Linked DNA regions of Homo sapiens: region 1 is linked to region 2. Evidence: read pairs that join two places in POLR2A ChIA-PET (ENCODE). Cell type or tissue: PC-9. All regions are shown on one strand.

Region 1 (8,000 bases), 87 kb before region 2:
CAAAATCTACCAAGACATTAACCTGATTACATTAGGTTATATTCCACGTTAATATCTGCTCTTTTCATCTATCCAAAGGAGTGACCATGAAACCATATCCCCGGCTTTACCTGAGCTGTTTTTGCTGGCTCTGCGGTGGGTGGGAGAGAGACTTGAGTTGGCTGTGTAGCAATCTGCCCAGCTGGCTGAGGTAGATGAGCAGAGATCTGTTCTGGAACTTGGAGCAAAGTACCCACAGGATCAGTTGTTGGAAAGAGCTGTAACAAAAACACACACAGTGTTGCTTAAGTTGTGTGGAAAGGGAGGCAGGTCTGCTGACAGCAAGTTCAGCCTTTCAGGGTGATATTTTCAAAGTAGTTTTTGGGTAGTGTACAGGTTTTGTGTCTACTCCGAATATATCTATTCCAAACGGAAGTCAAATATTTCTAGGCTTTTAAACTTTTAACAACTCTGTGAGGTATAATTTATATTTCTCTACATTTACCCACTGTAACTGTACAATTTGGCGATTTTTGTACCATATATAGAATTGTGCAACCATCACCACAATCGTTTTAGAACACTTCCATCACCCCCAAAAAGTCCTCTCATGCCTATAGTTAGTTCCTGCTTCCACACCCAGCCATAGGCAACAACTGATCCTAATTTCTATAAATTTGCTTTTCTGGATATTTCATATAAATGGAATCATATAATATATAGTCTTTTGTGTCTGTCTTCAGTTTGCATTATATTTATCTTTAACAAAATCTATTCCATTCCTTTGCCCAGCAAAACAGCACCTCCAAAATACAGATTTAAGTATGTAATACAAAATTACAGAAGCTATATTTTTCCATGCATGAGGACTTTGTATTTCTTACAAAGACAATCAACCAATAATTCCTTAACATATCTGAAATGCATTTTAAAAGTGAATGTGATGCTTTAAAACTAAAAAAAGATATTTTATATATGTTATTTTGTATGTCTGAAATAGTTCATAAATTTTAATTATGTAGTTTGGGGGAAATGACTGATACTGAGTATAAAAACAAGTTAAACATATTCAAAATTATGCAGTTACTGGGGGAGAAAAAACGATGCAATAGCCAAAATGTAAAGTTGAAAGAGAAAAAATTCAAAGAGTAATAGTACAGGCTGAATAGGTGATATTACATAAGCAAAATCAAGGAGACAAGGAATAAAATTTTGTGTTCATTTAACTTCATACATAAGAAGTCATAAATTACTCATTGGTTCTAGATTTTTACAAAAAAGTAGGCCTTTAAGACTACTTTTGAAAATGTTAATTATTAATACTATTTCAAAAGACTATTAGCTTCCAAATTGTATGTACTTACATTTATCTATAGTAAAGATGGAAAGGATATATTTTTAAAAGTAATGAGAGGATGCACAGAAATTGGAACCCTCGTTGATGAGCACGTAAAATGGTGCAGCCTCTATGGAAAACAGTATGATGGTCCCTCAAAAAATTACAAATAGAAGTACCATACACCCAGCAATTCCACTTCTAGGTATACACCCCAAAGAATTGAAAGCAGGGTCTCAAAGAGATACTTGTACACCTATGTTGACAATGGCATAATTGACCACAGCTAAAAGGTAGAAGCAAACCAAGTGTCCACTGACAGATGAATAAAATGTGGTACATGCGCACGCACACACACACACACACACACACACACACAGAGGAATATTACTGACCCTTAAAAAGTAAGGACATTCTGACATATGCTACAACACTGACGAACCTGAGAACATTATGCTAAGTGAAATAGGCCGGTCACAAAATGACAAATACTGTATAATTCCACTTATATGAGGTACCTAGAGTAGGCAAATTCATAGACAGAAAATAGAATGGTGGTTGCCAGCGACTGGGGAGAATGCAGTTACTGTTTAATAGCCAGAGTTTTAGTATGGGAAGATAAAATAGTTCTGAAGATGGATGGTAGTGATGGTTGTACTACAGTGTGAATATACTTAATACCACTGGACTATATACTTGAAAATGATTAGGATGGTAAATTTTACATTATGTGAATTTTATCGCAAATTTAAAAACAAAGTAATGAGCATGAGAATATGAGTATGCAAGAGTTCATGTGGAGATGATATTTAGGCAAAGGAACAAGGAGAAGACTAAAAATAAAAACTAGATAATCTGTAAAATAGCCTCTCATTCAATTTCTGAGAAATCAAGTATCAGTCAACATAGGTTAAATTAGAAGTAACAAATAATCCTGAAGTGTCAGTGGATTAAAACAACAGTTGTTTATTGGACACACTTCAAGTCTATCTCTCGCCAGCGGGGGCTAACAAGCTCGGTATCATCCTCACTCAGGAATGCAGGTCATGGTAGCAGGAATAAGGAGACAAGGGGAATCATGAGTGGTTCTCACTTCTGCTAACATGCCACTGGCCAGAGTAACTGACATGGCATATGTAATTTCAAGGGGCAGGAAAACGCAATTCCCCTACCAAGAAGAGGAGCCACACATATAAGTGAACAACAGTTCTAATACAAGTTAACAGATATCGGCCTGTTAATATGTGAAGGAACAGTATTTGTTTTTACTCTTAATACAGTTCTATGTAAACAAATGTACATAATCACATACACAAATGTACTTTATATACAAAATAAATGAAAAAACAAAGGTTACTTTTTAGCAAAGAGGCAAGAATAGAATTGGTTTAAGAGTAAGAGATGTGTTAAAACCAAATACTGAGCTCAGAATGAAGATGCTGCCGGAAATAAGACTGTATGACAGAACAGACCACAGAAATGATTGTCTTTCTCCGGTAATGAGAATAGGGAAAACCAGCCCAATAAGAATCTGTTTAACAAGATTTCCTATCATACTGACACAGTAACCACGGAAAATAGAATTTATTTCACAAGAGAAGAGGCTGAGGCTGAAAGAAAGAATTCAAAAAGGACAGGTGGCATTTGACAAATTCGCAAACAAATTAATGCAAAAACACTACTTTTCAGCAGGGCACATTGGCACATGCCTGTAATTACAGCACTTTGGGAGGCCAAGGCAGGGAGACTGCCTGAGCCCAGGAGCTTGAGACCAGCCAGGGCAACATGGTGAGACCCTATCTCTAAAAAAAATACAAAAATTAGGCATGGTGGTGTGTGCCTGTGGTTCCACCTACCCAGGAGGCTGAGGTGGAAGGATCACTTGAGCCCCAGGAGGTCAAGGCTGCAGTGAGCCGTGATCACACCACTGCACTCCAGCATGGGTGACAGAGTAAGACCCTGTCTCAAAATAAATAAATAAATAAATAAATAAATAAATAAATAAATAAATAACTTTTCACTTCCAGCAGCCCAAGCCAAAAATAAAAATAAAAAATTCACAAAATCAAAGAGGCAAGGAAGAACATTCTGAGCCCTTACGCCAACTTTTAAAATTCGATTGGTATAAAGTTGCATTCCCATTTAAGCATACATATGCACAAACAAAAGCACTTCGAATTGAAACCAAAACAAAAGCACATTTACTTTAACAAGGATTCAATAATCACAATTACTTACCTCAGAATTTGATATTGATTCTTTCACTCGGGGAGACTAAACGAAATACAAAAAGGATGATTGTTAACTCACAACTCAGGTTACTTGTAGTCAGTCCCAAACTGCAAGTGATGTTAAATGCAAATCAACTCCATTTAATTCTGATCCATATATTAACTCACCAGCAAGTCTACTGAAAGTTTTCTGGAAAAAATAACTGTCATGATAGTATTGTATTTTTTGTCCAGGTAGCCTGTAACAAATACATCAATGTACTTATCAATTTTAAAATTCCGTATTTTAAAATTGTGAGCTTTATAAGCATACATAATGGGACTGTCACATTCTCCAAAGTAAAATTCTTTCTACTAATCGTGAACATATTATGTATATAAGATCCCAGACCAAACCTAAACTTTTAAGCTAATTATCCAACACATTCTCAAAGCAGAGTAATTCTGTTTACAAGCTTTAATGGAGAAAACTCTTGAGCCAAAAATGATCTGAAAGCTGCATGTAAAGAGTCTACTACCCTTATTCTTGGTGTTGGATATTTGGGAATCTGGTATCTAAAGAAACACGGGTGGTCCAAAAATAAAGCATGGACCACTAGCAAAAATAAAGGTAGTGGAAATAAACTGATACTTGAGGTGAGGTCTCAAATATCTGGTGTAAACCACATTTATTAGGAAATGACCAATTACAATCTGCCATATGAAAATTTAAGCTGTTTATTTGGTAAATAATAAAAGTTAGCAGTAATTCTGGATACAGGCACTGTAGTTTACCAAAAAACTTACCTCTAAACGAATAACAATTTATGGTAAATTCTGACAATGATGGACTTAGTCAGAATATGTCAAAGATCAATTGATGGTTTTTTTTTTTTAACACTTTTATCACCATTTCATTAAGGAGTAATCAAAGTTCAGGTAATAGCTAATGTAGCATACCAAGTAAGTGACCAACCCAAAACCTTTTTTTTAAAAAAAAAAACAAACAACTTTGTAAATAATGAATTCATCCAGACTACAAGAAAAAAAAACTTTTGTAAATAATTTCAAACTTACAGAAAAGGTGCTAGAATAACAATACAAGAACGTAAGTATACTCTTTACCCCAATTCATTTATTATTAACCTTTTTTCCCCTCATCTGCTTTATCATTTGGGTGCTCACTTTCTCTTTCTAAATATATTTTTCCTACACCATTTGAGAATAAGTTGCATATATCATGGCTGTTTACCACTTAATAATCAGAGTGTACATTTCCTAAGAATGAGATATTTTCTTATATAACTTCACACTATAGTTCTCATTAAATTTAACATGATATAATACTTTTATCTAATTTATAGCGTAAATGTCAACACTAATGTCCTTTGTAGCCTTTTGTTTTTCCTCCAGTATAAAATGCAGTCTAGGATCATGTATTGCAGGTAGTTTTCACGTTTCTTAGATTTTTAAAATCTGGAACATCAACATTTTTGGAGAATACAGTCCCTCCACTCCCACCACATACATGGGGTTTATCTAATGTTTCCTTATTATTATATTTACATGAATTCCCACTTGGAATTCTACATACTGACGTGTCCTTCTTACTGTATCCCATGTTCATCTGCCCCTCATTGGTGATGTTAATTTTAATCACCTAGTCAAGGAATTTTCCTACTTCTCCAGTATAAAAAAACCTTATTTTTTTCCCTTGTGGTGAATAGGTAATATGTGGGGGCACACTTTAAGACCTTGAAAATATCCTGCTTATCAAAACTTCCCCCTATATTTAGCTTCATTGATGATTCCTGCCTAATCCTATCCTTGCGACGATGATTGTAAAATGATGATTTTCCATCTCCAACACTCGTCCATATTTACTGGTCAGCACTTGGTAGCCTACCGCAATGAAGAACCATTCCTTTTCCCCCATTTGTTTATATATGTATTTGTTATTGGTATAGACTCATAGATAGCTATTTTCTAAATTGTTTAAAATTAATTATTGCACTTTATTTTGGTGGTTAAATTGTCCCAGATTTTGCCAGTAGGAGTAACTTCGAGCTGGCGCTTGTGTCCTTATGAGTTGTTTTTTTTTTTTTTAAGTATCTTTTCCTTCTGGCAAAGGAACATAATATTCAAGATTCCCCTTATATTTTCCCTGCCCAAGCCCTGGAATCAACCATTTCTCAAAGGAGCTCTGCTTCCCTTTAGTGGGGAATGGTATTAGAGACCATTATCTGGATACAAGGCATGTCATTATTGGGGTTTCTTTGCTTTCAGGCCATTCAGTGGACAAAGCTGAGAAATATATGCAAGTACAGACACACGTATATACATACACGCACACACACATTCACACACATACTTTACAAAGCTTGAATTCACACCAATGCCTCCAATTCAAACCCATTGCCACAGGATTCTTTCTCACTTTGCCCTGTTCCGTACCTGCGTATATCTTCTTCTATAGTGAGAATCTTGGCTCCCAAGAACATTGAGACATTTACTCATTTCCTCAATCCTACAAGAGTTTCTGAACTGTTTTGCATATACAACTATGAAAAATAATCCTAATAAAAGGAGCTCAAGGTTTGTCTTAAGTTTTCTTTCCCCCATCAACTCCACCTGAGAACACATAGTCAAATACTATATTCATAGGTTACTTGGATTCTTTCTTTTTATATTCCCCTTCAGTACAGTTACACATTCACTTAAAATATAATTGTAGACTTCCACTTCAGGCCATGATGAATAAACAGGGACCAGATTTATCTTTCTGCCTGAAACAACCCCACCTCTGCAAAAAAAGACAAAATATATGAAGCAAAAATTTTCAAGACATTGGGCACTGGGCAAAGAAAAACAGTGATTCCTGGAAGACAGGGAAAAAAAGTGGTGGGCCTTGTCCCTACATACTGCCTTGAAAGCTTCCAAGCTGTGGCACAGGGAGGTGGAACCTAGATGAAATCCAAGGAACTGCCTGAGTTGAGGAAACAGAGCTAAGAGACCGGGAGACCAAGGCAGATTAAGCTGATAAAACAGTACAAGGAAGGAGAAAGCTACAAAGAGAGTGAACCCTAGATAGCTGCAGACGGTCACTTTTGAATGTTTGACAGAATACTTATCAACGAGTGCATGTGAGGAAATGCCTGAGAATAGGGGGGAAAACATCAAAAACGATGAGAGGTAAGAGTGCATAGCACTCACACAGGGCCAGGAACAGTGCCTATTTCCACCAGCCCGACTGGAAAAACTAATAACTCACAGGTGATTGGGTAGTGTTCTCAAAAAGGTCTTGTCTCAGTAATGGGGAATAAATGGCTGTAGGCTGAACACTACTACAGACCCAACTAACAAATCATAAAAGCAAGATCTAAAAGCATTAAACTATTTCCAACTAACTTTAATGTATCCCCGAACAAAGCTCAAGAAGACTTACAGAAATACAAAATTGTCAGCAAGCAATAAGGTGAAAATTACAATGTTTGGCATCTAATCAGATTACTAGATGTGGAGAGGCAGGAAAATACTCCTCAAGCCATAATGAAGAGAATAACTAACAAAACAAAACCAATTCAGAATTGACATGGATGTTAGAATTAGAAGAGAAGGATGTTAAAATAGTTATCATAGCTGTATTACATATCTCCAAAAAGTTAAGTAGAGACATAGAAGATGGGAAAAAAATTAAACTTCTAGACTACTACAATGCCTGAGATGAAACAGGAACTGGATGGGATTAGCAGAAGATTAGATATTGCAGAAGATAAATAAACTTGAAAGCTACCATAAAAACTACACAAAATAGACAGAAAAAAAGAATTTTAAAAAAATTAAGAGAAACAGTGGGCTGTGAGACAACTTCGAGCTGCCTAATATATATGTTACTGGGGGACAGAAAAAAAATGTTTGAAAATATAATGGCTGAAAAATTTCCAAACTTGATAAAAACCTATAAACCCACAGATCCAAGAAGCTCAACAAACCCCAAGCACAAGAAACATGAAGAAAAATATACCTAGGCATATCACAATCAAATTTTCCAAAACCATTTGTAAAGAGGAAATCTTAAAAGCAGCCAGGGAAAAAAGACATGTTACTTATAAAGGAACAAGAATAAGAATGTCACAAAATTTCTCAGTGGAAAGATGCAAGCAAGAAGATGGTGAAGAAACATCTTTAAAATGCTGAAAGAAAAAAGCCTGTCAACCTGGAATTCTATACCCTACAAACACACATTCTCAAAACAAAGACATTTTCAGACATAAAATCATCACCAAAAGACTTACAACACAAAAAATATTAAGGAAAGTTTTTCAGGCATAAGGAAAATAATATAAAGATGGAAATCTGGATCTACATAAGAGCATTATGAATATGGGCGGAATTTTGTCAAAGCCTTTTTCAGAATCTATGAAAATAAAAATAAGATTTTTCTCCTTAGATCTATCAATATTATGAGATTTCCT
Region 2 (8,000 bases):
CCAACATCAGACTCTGAGACCAGGATTTGGGTACAAATAGTTTGTTTAGAAGGTGACTCCAAGAGGCAACTCCTCTTTTGAAGGAGTGGAGAAGTAAGACAGGAAAGGAAGGATAGTCATTAAGGGTGCATTAATAAGGGGTCACTGTGTGGGCAACCAGGCTTAATCCTCCTGTGAGCCATCTGGGAAACTATGGAACACTCTTCAGAATCGTCTCACTAAGAGGCAAGGAAGCTGAGCTATTATCCCACCAACTCCCTTCCTCTTTAGGGTGTTAACACTCCTGCACCTCTACCCAGCTCAGTGCTTGGAAAAGCACGCTCCTAAGGTCGGAGAATGCACTCATGCAGACACAGGCAGTCCTTCTCTTGTGTTAGAACTCTCTAATAGCAAACTCCAGAGTAGGCCCAAAGGATATGAGCTCAGTATAGACAGCATCTGCTACTGTGCGTAAACCCAAAAGTTGAGACTCACTGAACTGAGAAACGGGGAACAAAAGTATATTCATGCTTCTTCCTCTTACTTTATTACCCTTAAGCAACTTACTTGCATTGGGCTTTGCTTTTAGTGCCTGCAGAATAGAGGAAAAAAGACTGATTTCAAGACTAGTGATGTCTTGAAGTAGAGAATTACAGCTGTAACAATTCAAGTTTTATAGGCTCCTTTGATTATATTCTAAAAATTAATGTGTACTCTATGTGAGAAACCTGAATATAAAGAAAAGCACAACCTTATACCTCTGACCTGAGCTGATTTTCTCAGCAGTTTCACGTCAGTACCAGGACCAATTATAGACTGCTAGAATGTATTCCCTCCCATCTATCTCTTATCACATATCACACTTAATGTGATGGGAGGATGACAACAACCAAACCCCCTTAGGTGTGCTTTTCACTTTGTACCTGGAATAGTACCCTGCAGAGGCATGCATTCAGGCGTGGTGTTGATTAAACAGATGAAGTGTGAGAGTAGAGGAGACATGCGCAAGCTAGGAGTCTGGAGCCTGGTGAAAAACTGACAGCTTGGCAGTCCCAGGAAATGAATGTCTAAAGTGATGGACACTCAAGGCCCGCAAAAATGCATATGTATAAATGTTATTGTGGGAAAAAAAAATCTGTTCTTGCAGAAAGTACAGTCTCATCATCAAGCCGGATTCTGAGCCAGAAAGGAGCTTCAGGTTCTCCCAGGCTGGCACCATGCCAACTAGATGAGCTCAAGCTGAACTGAGCAAAAGATGGGGAATACCTGACTGGGGTGGAGCAGATTCCTAAGTGCCTGCAACATTTCAAACACTCTTAAAGGTTTAATATGTCTGAAAACCCAATTAATTAGGATGTTTATTGTGGCATTATTGTAATAGAGAAAATTTAGAAACAGCCTATTTGTTCTTTGATAGAGGACTGGTAATTGCTTGTGTCTATTATGTGGAACATCTCAGGACACATAAGACATTTTCTGTATTAGTGTAATTGATGCTAGCTGAAGCAACAACCTAAAAATCTGGATGGCTTAACGCAAAAGCTTTTTTCTCACACACATAAAGTCCAGTGCAGAGGTCTCTGGTCCCTCTCCTTCAAGAGGAGAATGAGAGATTTTGGCTGTCTCCATCTTGTGGCACCGCCATCTTCTGGGGCCTTCTTGGAGTCTTTGCTGGATCCTCTGCCTTCAGCCAGCCAGTCAGTTGAGAGACAGAACACCACAAAGTGGGCCAAGATTCAGCTGTATCTGTTATCTCTTCCCATATTGTATTGGTCAGACCAAGTCATCTGACTCCAACCTAACTCTGGGAAACTGAGAAATGGCTTCTGTGTGCTCAGGAAGAAGAAACAGATGGGATTGGTGAGCATCTAGCCAATTTCCACCACAAATGCTCATTTTGGCTGCCTCCAGGCCAAAGGTAATAACTTGTTGAGGAAAAGGAGTGGGAGGGATATATCCTTTTTTACATTTTGGATATCATAAATCCATATTACTTGTTAAAAAAAATTGCTTAATTGAGAAAGTGTGGACTGGTAAAATTATGGTTCATCCATACCATGAAACATTACACAACAGTTAGAGGAATGAAGTAGGCTGGGTGCAGTTGCTCACGCCTGTATGCCTAGCACTTTGGGAGGCCAAGGCAAGCAGATTGCTTGAGCCTAGGAATTCAAGACCAACCTGGGCAACATGGCAAAACCACGTCTGTACAAAAAATACAAATGTTAGCTGGGCATAGTGGTGTGCACCTGTGGTCCCAGCTACTTGGGAGGCTGAGATGGGAGAATCACAAGCCTGGGAGGTTCGGCTGCAGTGAGCCATGATTACACCACTGCAGTACAGCCTGGACAACAGAGTGAGACCTGTCTCAAAAAAAAAAAAAAATGAAAGAATGAAGTAGAACTGTACATACTGAAATAGGATGATCTATATTAAGGTAAACAAGCAACTTGTAAAATAAATTCAATTTCTACCTGTATGTAAATATATAGAATAAGTTCTGGAAGGTACATGGAGGTGCAACACACATTTGCTTTCTGTGTATTGTTTGAGCTCTTTATAAGGAGAAATACCAAATAATACAACGTGGCTTAAATTGCTGAAAGCAATTCTCCAAGATTGATTCCACAGAAATATTTTGGGAGCCCATAAACATAAACTTCAGCTGCGTTAATCAGGAAAATGCAAACTAAAACTAACGTGATATAACTTGACCCTTCACCAATAGGTAAAAACTAAAAAGCCAGAGAATACTAAATGTTGGCCAAGATGAGGAAAACAGAAACTCTCATCCTCTGCTAGTTGGAATGAAAATTGATGCAACGTCCCTGGAAAACAGTTTGGTATTACCTAGCAAAGTAGAACCTGTGCCTCCCCTACAACCCAGCAATTCCACTCCTGGTATACAATCAAAATAAACTTTTGTACTTGTATCCCAAATAATATATACTAGAATACCTACATCAGCAGGTTTTGTAATGGCTAAGTAAAGGAAATCACCCAAATAGAGTGTAAAAGTATTCATACAATGGACACTATACAGCAGCAGAATCTACCTACAGCTATATAGATGAATCCCAAAACAGGCCGGGCACAGTGGCTCACACCTGTAATCCCACCACTTTGGGAGGCTGAGATGGGCAGATCACCTGAGGTCAGGAGTTCAAGATCAGCCTGGCCAACATGGTGAAACCCTGACTGTACTAAAAATACAAAAATAAGCCAGACGAGGTGGCAGGCGCCTGTAATCCCAGCTACTAGGGAGGCTGAGGCAGGAAAATCGCTTGAACCCAGGAGACAGAGGTTGCAGTGAGCCGAGATCACTCCACAGCACTCCAGCCTGGGCGACAGAGTGAGACTGCCTGAAAAACAAAACAACCACCCCCCAACACACACACACAGGCACACACAAAACAATGCTGATAGAAACAAAGTAACAGAAAAATTAATAGAGTATGGTTGCATTCACAGAAAGATCAAAGAAAGTACAATTGAATAAACTTCTGTATTAGATGCTTAAGAAAATCAAGGAGACAATAAAAAAAATTCAAGTTAGTGATTAGCTCTAGGGGGAAGGAGAAGGCTGCAGCCCAGATAGGGCACACGGAGGACTTAAAAGATACGGGTCATGTTCTATTTCTAAACCTGGATGATGGGTACACACATGCTCAACTATTCATAAATATTCATGTGCTCTTTCTAAGTATGTTTCAAAATTTAAATTCGATTTCATATTTCAGGTAATACCAGTGTTTATGGCACCCCCACCCCAGCCCTTCCTCTCTTTCACTCTGAGGAGACACCAACATGCTCCATTCCCACCTGGTCTCATTGTGCCTCCTTCAGCCCCTGTGCTCAGCTTATTACTCCTTCCAGGAATGCCACTTTTCTTTGGCTCCACCTGTCCAGGTCTTACCTGCTCTGCCCGGTTCAACTGATGACCCACCCTCCCTGCTCCACCCACATCCCTTGGAATGCTTTTTCTGAGATTGTTCCAGCCCTGAGGGCAGTTGTATATGCTTACCACCTCCCTCAGACCATTTCTGGGTACTTAGCCTGTGGTGCCATGTACCCATAGTCTTCTCTTTTTGTGAATATTCTGTATTTCAAATTAGGTTGTAGGTCCCCTGTGAGGAGTGGAAATACCCTATGACTAGAAAGGAAGTAAGGCATTTTTCTGGGGTTTTCGTTTTTTGCCCACCTTAAGTCCTGTCAGCATAATGACAGTCTGAAAACTTATGAAGAGCTGATTTTCTCCCCTTTTTAGGAAAATCTGCATAAAATATGCTATTCAACTCTCAGCCTTGGGCAGGAGTATCTCTGAGAGGCAGCTATAATTTATAAAACATTCAAAACTACAGGTACCATCACTATCTAAACCCAGGAACTGAATATTCATATTTATTTTCAGATAACTTGGTATCCCCCACTCTCTGAACTCAGGAGCTGAATAGATTCAGACAGCATGTAATATAATGCCTACTTTCATAACATGAATTCAGATAAAAAGCCCTGAGCAGCCATTAGATTTAAGTGCTAGGCAACACGCTAAGGGATATAAACACCTCATTTAATCAGTAAAATAGCCTTGTGAAGTTTTATGCCAGTTTTACGGATGAGAAAACTCAGAAATGTTAAGAAACTTGCTCCAGAAATTCCTGGAAATGCTTAGCACAGTGCCTGGCTTATTTTAAGTGTTGAATAAGGGATAGCCAGTAATTATAGGTTGATGGAAATAGAATGAAGCATTACAGAGACAAAGATTGGGCAACAATGCTGAATGGTTTGACTCAGGTCTGCTTACTCAGGAAAAACAGGAAAAACAGACATCTGTGTGATGTCATTCACACCATACCACTGCTGCATCATTGCTTGCCCATGGCACTGCCTAATTTCTTATTGCAAAATCTGATTAAGGAAATAGAAGTTTTCTATTTGATTCCCAGTGGATTGTGAAGCTTTCTTTGCTTTGTACCCAACCTGAACAAATGAATTAGGGTTCAGGGTCTACCAAAATTAGAGAGGGCTCTGCCTGTGTAAGCTTTGAATTGGAATTTTTAAGACATCAGGAAATGGGAACTAAAGTGCCCCTTAGTCTCGATCAAATGCAATTCACAAATATTTATGAACGATTCTCCGTGTGCACAGCTGTGAGCAATCTACCTAAAGAGATCATTTTCCAGTGTCCAAAGGGGCCTAGGCCCCCAGAACTGGCACCGTTTTCCTGGTGAATGGCAGTGGACCCCATCCAGCAGGCAGTGAAGACGTTATCCTCCTATTATGGGTAACCTGGTCTCTCTTAGGTAAATGCTAATTCAATTAGCTCTGCAGTGTCTAGTTGAGCATGAGTGTAATATTGACATAGAATTACATATAACTGTCCTACAGAATGCCCTGCCCAAAAACTTAACCCCTTCAAATCCTAGATAGAAAAAGAGCTTCCTGTGCCCCATGAAGGCATGGGGAGGTGTTGTGGAGGCCTGTACAGAGAGTTGGAATGAAAGCCTACAGAGGTGAGACTTAGTGACTGAAAGAAAATGGTTGGAACTATAGACTTCAGTGCTGGATGCTGGCATCACATTCCTAAGGCCAGATGAGGCCCGCTGCATCTCAGCAGGTGACACATAGCAAGTCAGGAATCAAATCAGGTCAGGCACTCCATGCCAGAGCCAGAGGACAGTACAAGGACCTGCTCACAGAGATCCAAGGCAACTCTTTCTTTCTACCACAAGGTCACGTGAGTCTTCTCTTTCCCAAACTCCCAGACACCATCTTGGCAAGATGAAGGGAGAAGGGAAGGAGGCCTAAAAAACAGCATTTGCCTAAGAGTGATCAAGTTACCCACAACGACACCAAAAAAATCTGATAATATTATTAATTGGCAAGCTAAATTTCCCCTTCCCACCCAGCAGGGCAAGGGTGCATGCAAAAGATTAAATTACGCAAAACAAAGAAGCTACATTGTCTTCTCACCTCTGAGTTATAAATGTGCATACCTACTCTAATGATTTTTATGCTTTAAGTTACAGAGCAGACATATGAATTGTCTGGTTACAGCTAGTCCTTCAGTGAAGCTGGAAACACCCACACAGTTATTGGTAGAGCAGGAAAGGGAGCCCTTGTGACAGGAGCAGTAGTGATTCAGGGCAGACTAAAGATGGGCCCAGTGTTCAACAGCAAAGTGGGCAGAACCCACAGCAGAACAGGAAGCAGACTATCAGTGGACATGGAGGGACTGGGGTTGCAGGAGCACTGCAAGGGGCTTGCAACAAACCCATTTTGTCTCGGTTGCTCGTGACAGAAAACCCAAAGTTCATTAGGATGCCAGCATTCTTGCTGTAACATTGGCCAGATAGAAATGCATTTCACTTTGGCTGGGTACCGTAACTCTTGCCTGTAATCCCAGCACTTTGTGAGGCCGAGGTGGATGGACTGCTTGAGCTCAGGAGTTCGAGACCAGCCTGGCCAACATGGTGAAACCCTGTCTCTACTAAAAATACAAACATTAGCAGGGTGTGGTGGTGTGCACCTGTAATCCCAGCTACTCAAGAGGCTGAGGCAGGAGAATCGCATGAGCCCGGGAGGCGGAGCTTGCAGTGAGCTGAGATTGCACCACTGCACACACCAGCCTGGGTGACAGAGTGGGACCCTGCCTAAAAAAAAAAAAAAAAAAAAAAAAAAGGAAAGAAATCACTCTGACATAAAAGTCTGAGTGTAAGCAGTCCTGAGTGGTAGTTCAACTCTGTAGTGTCAGGGACCCAGGCTCTACCGATTTCATCTCTGCCATCCTCAACATGCAGCTTCCAGCTCCCACCACCACACCCACATTTCTGCAGCATGAGATGGGTAGGTTTTGAAAATATCAGGCACACACCTTTCTGTTGAGGTCACAGACTAAAAGTTGAACATATCACTTCCTCTTACATCCCATTGCTCATAACTTAATCATATGACCATACAAAGGGCGTTGGTTAGTTATTGCCACAAAGATGCTGTGTGACAAACAACCACAAAATATCAGTGGTAGATAACATTAAGCATTTACTTCTTGTTCAAGTGTCTGCAGATCAGATTGTATTTGGCTGATCTAAGTTGGACTCAGCTGGGCTTGGCTCCAGGCTACTCCTGATACCAATTACTATGCCAGTCAGGTCCTAACAGGAAACAAATGGCACACTCAAAATGGACAATTTGAGGACAGTTTAATAAAGGAAGTATTCTCTCTCTACTCTCTGATCTCCCACTGATGCCTCCCATTGGCCAAGCCCAAGAGGAAACCTGTGGACAAGGGGAGCCGGTCAATACCTTGGGTCACAAAGCCTGGTGCAAAGAGCCATGCAAAGTCATGGGCAGGGAATAGGGAAACCAAATGGAATAGTGCAGTACTCTAGGGCCAACCACCTCCAGGAGCCATTATCATTCCTAGGCCTGACAGAGCAAGAGGACTAAGGCCTACTAGAAGCAGAGAAAGTAGGAGAGAGAGAAGACTGCCTGAAAGTAGCTGCAGCCTTTTGTAGAGAGGTGTAATCAGTCCTCAGCAATCCCACAAGAAGAGAGCCAAGGGAATAAATATCCTCACTTCATTCTCTTTCTGCTCTCTGATCTCCCACTGGTGCCTCCTACTGGCCAAGCCCAACAGGAAACCAGTGGGCAAGGGGAGCCTGTTGATGTAATCCTTGAAGGTCATTATCTTGGGGCACAGAGGCTGGTGGAGAACAAGGGAAGATGTGGAGGAGAAGACAGATAATATCTAGCACACAACTCAAACTATTTTAAACAAACAGAGAATTTGCTGGCTCACATATCTGAAAATTCTGGCAGTAAGTCTTGAAGCAGGGGCTCACATGATGTCTTCAGTATCTGGTTTTCTCTACAGGCTTCATACATAAACCTTCATACACAAATATAAATTCTGGAGCCACTTTGGAGCATGATGGCTCTCCTCCCATCACTCTCCAGAATTTAAAACCTTTTACATTCAATCACAGTCGAGCTACCAAAGGAGTCATTGTGTCTCACTG

Evidence for each region. ChIA-PET counts read pairs that join two places held together with the same protein. Peaks named below come from ENCODE experiments on the same cell type or tissue, not always from the same donor. Only the 100,000 strongest peaks of a DNase experiment are listed, where the experiment ranks them.
Region 1: POLR2A ChIA-PET joins it to region 2 with 5 read pairs; 5 of 35 experiments call an interaction of 5 or more read pairs at or near these places.

The regions. Positions count from the first base shown.
Region 1 is chr3:38,238,332-38,246,331 of GRCh38, reverse strand. OXSR1 (oxidative stress responsive kinase 1) reads right to left here. Exons shown (of 18, transcript NM_005109.3): 12 at 3,554-3,589; 13 at 111-257. Among named protein-coding and RNA genes, the nearest start is that of SLC22A13, 23 kb to the left of the region's middle. In PC-9, no CTCF peak of the experiment used is centred here; no DNase peak of the experiment used is centred here.
Region 2 is chr3:38,150,968-38,158,967 of GRCh38, reverse strand. LOC101928234 (a long non-coding RNA gene) reads left to right here. Exons shown (of 5, transcript XR_940733.2): 4 at 1,818-1,897; 5 at 2,708-2,919. Among named protein-coding and RNA genes, the nearest start is that of OXSR1, 11 kb to the left of the region's middle. RefSeq lists an enhancer at 3,357-3,858. In PC-9, no CTCF peak of the experiment used is centred here; DNase peaks (open chromatin) are centred at 1,187, 3,937, 4,757 and 6,857; H3K4me3 peaks cover 627 bases; H3K27ac peaks cover 5,803 bases.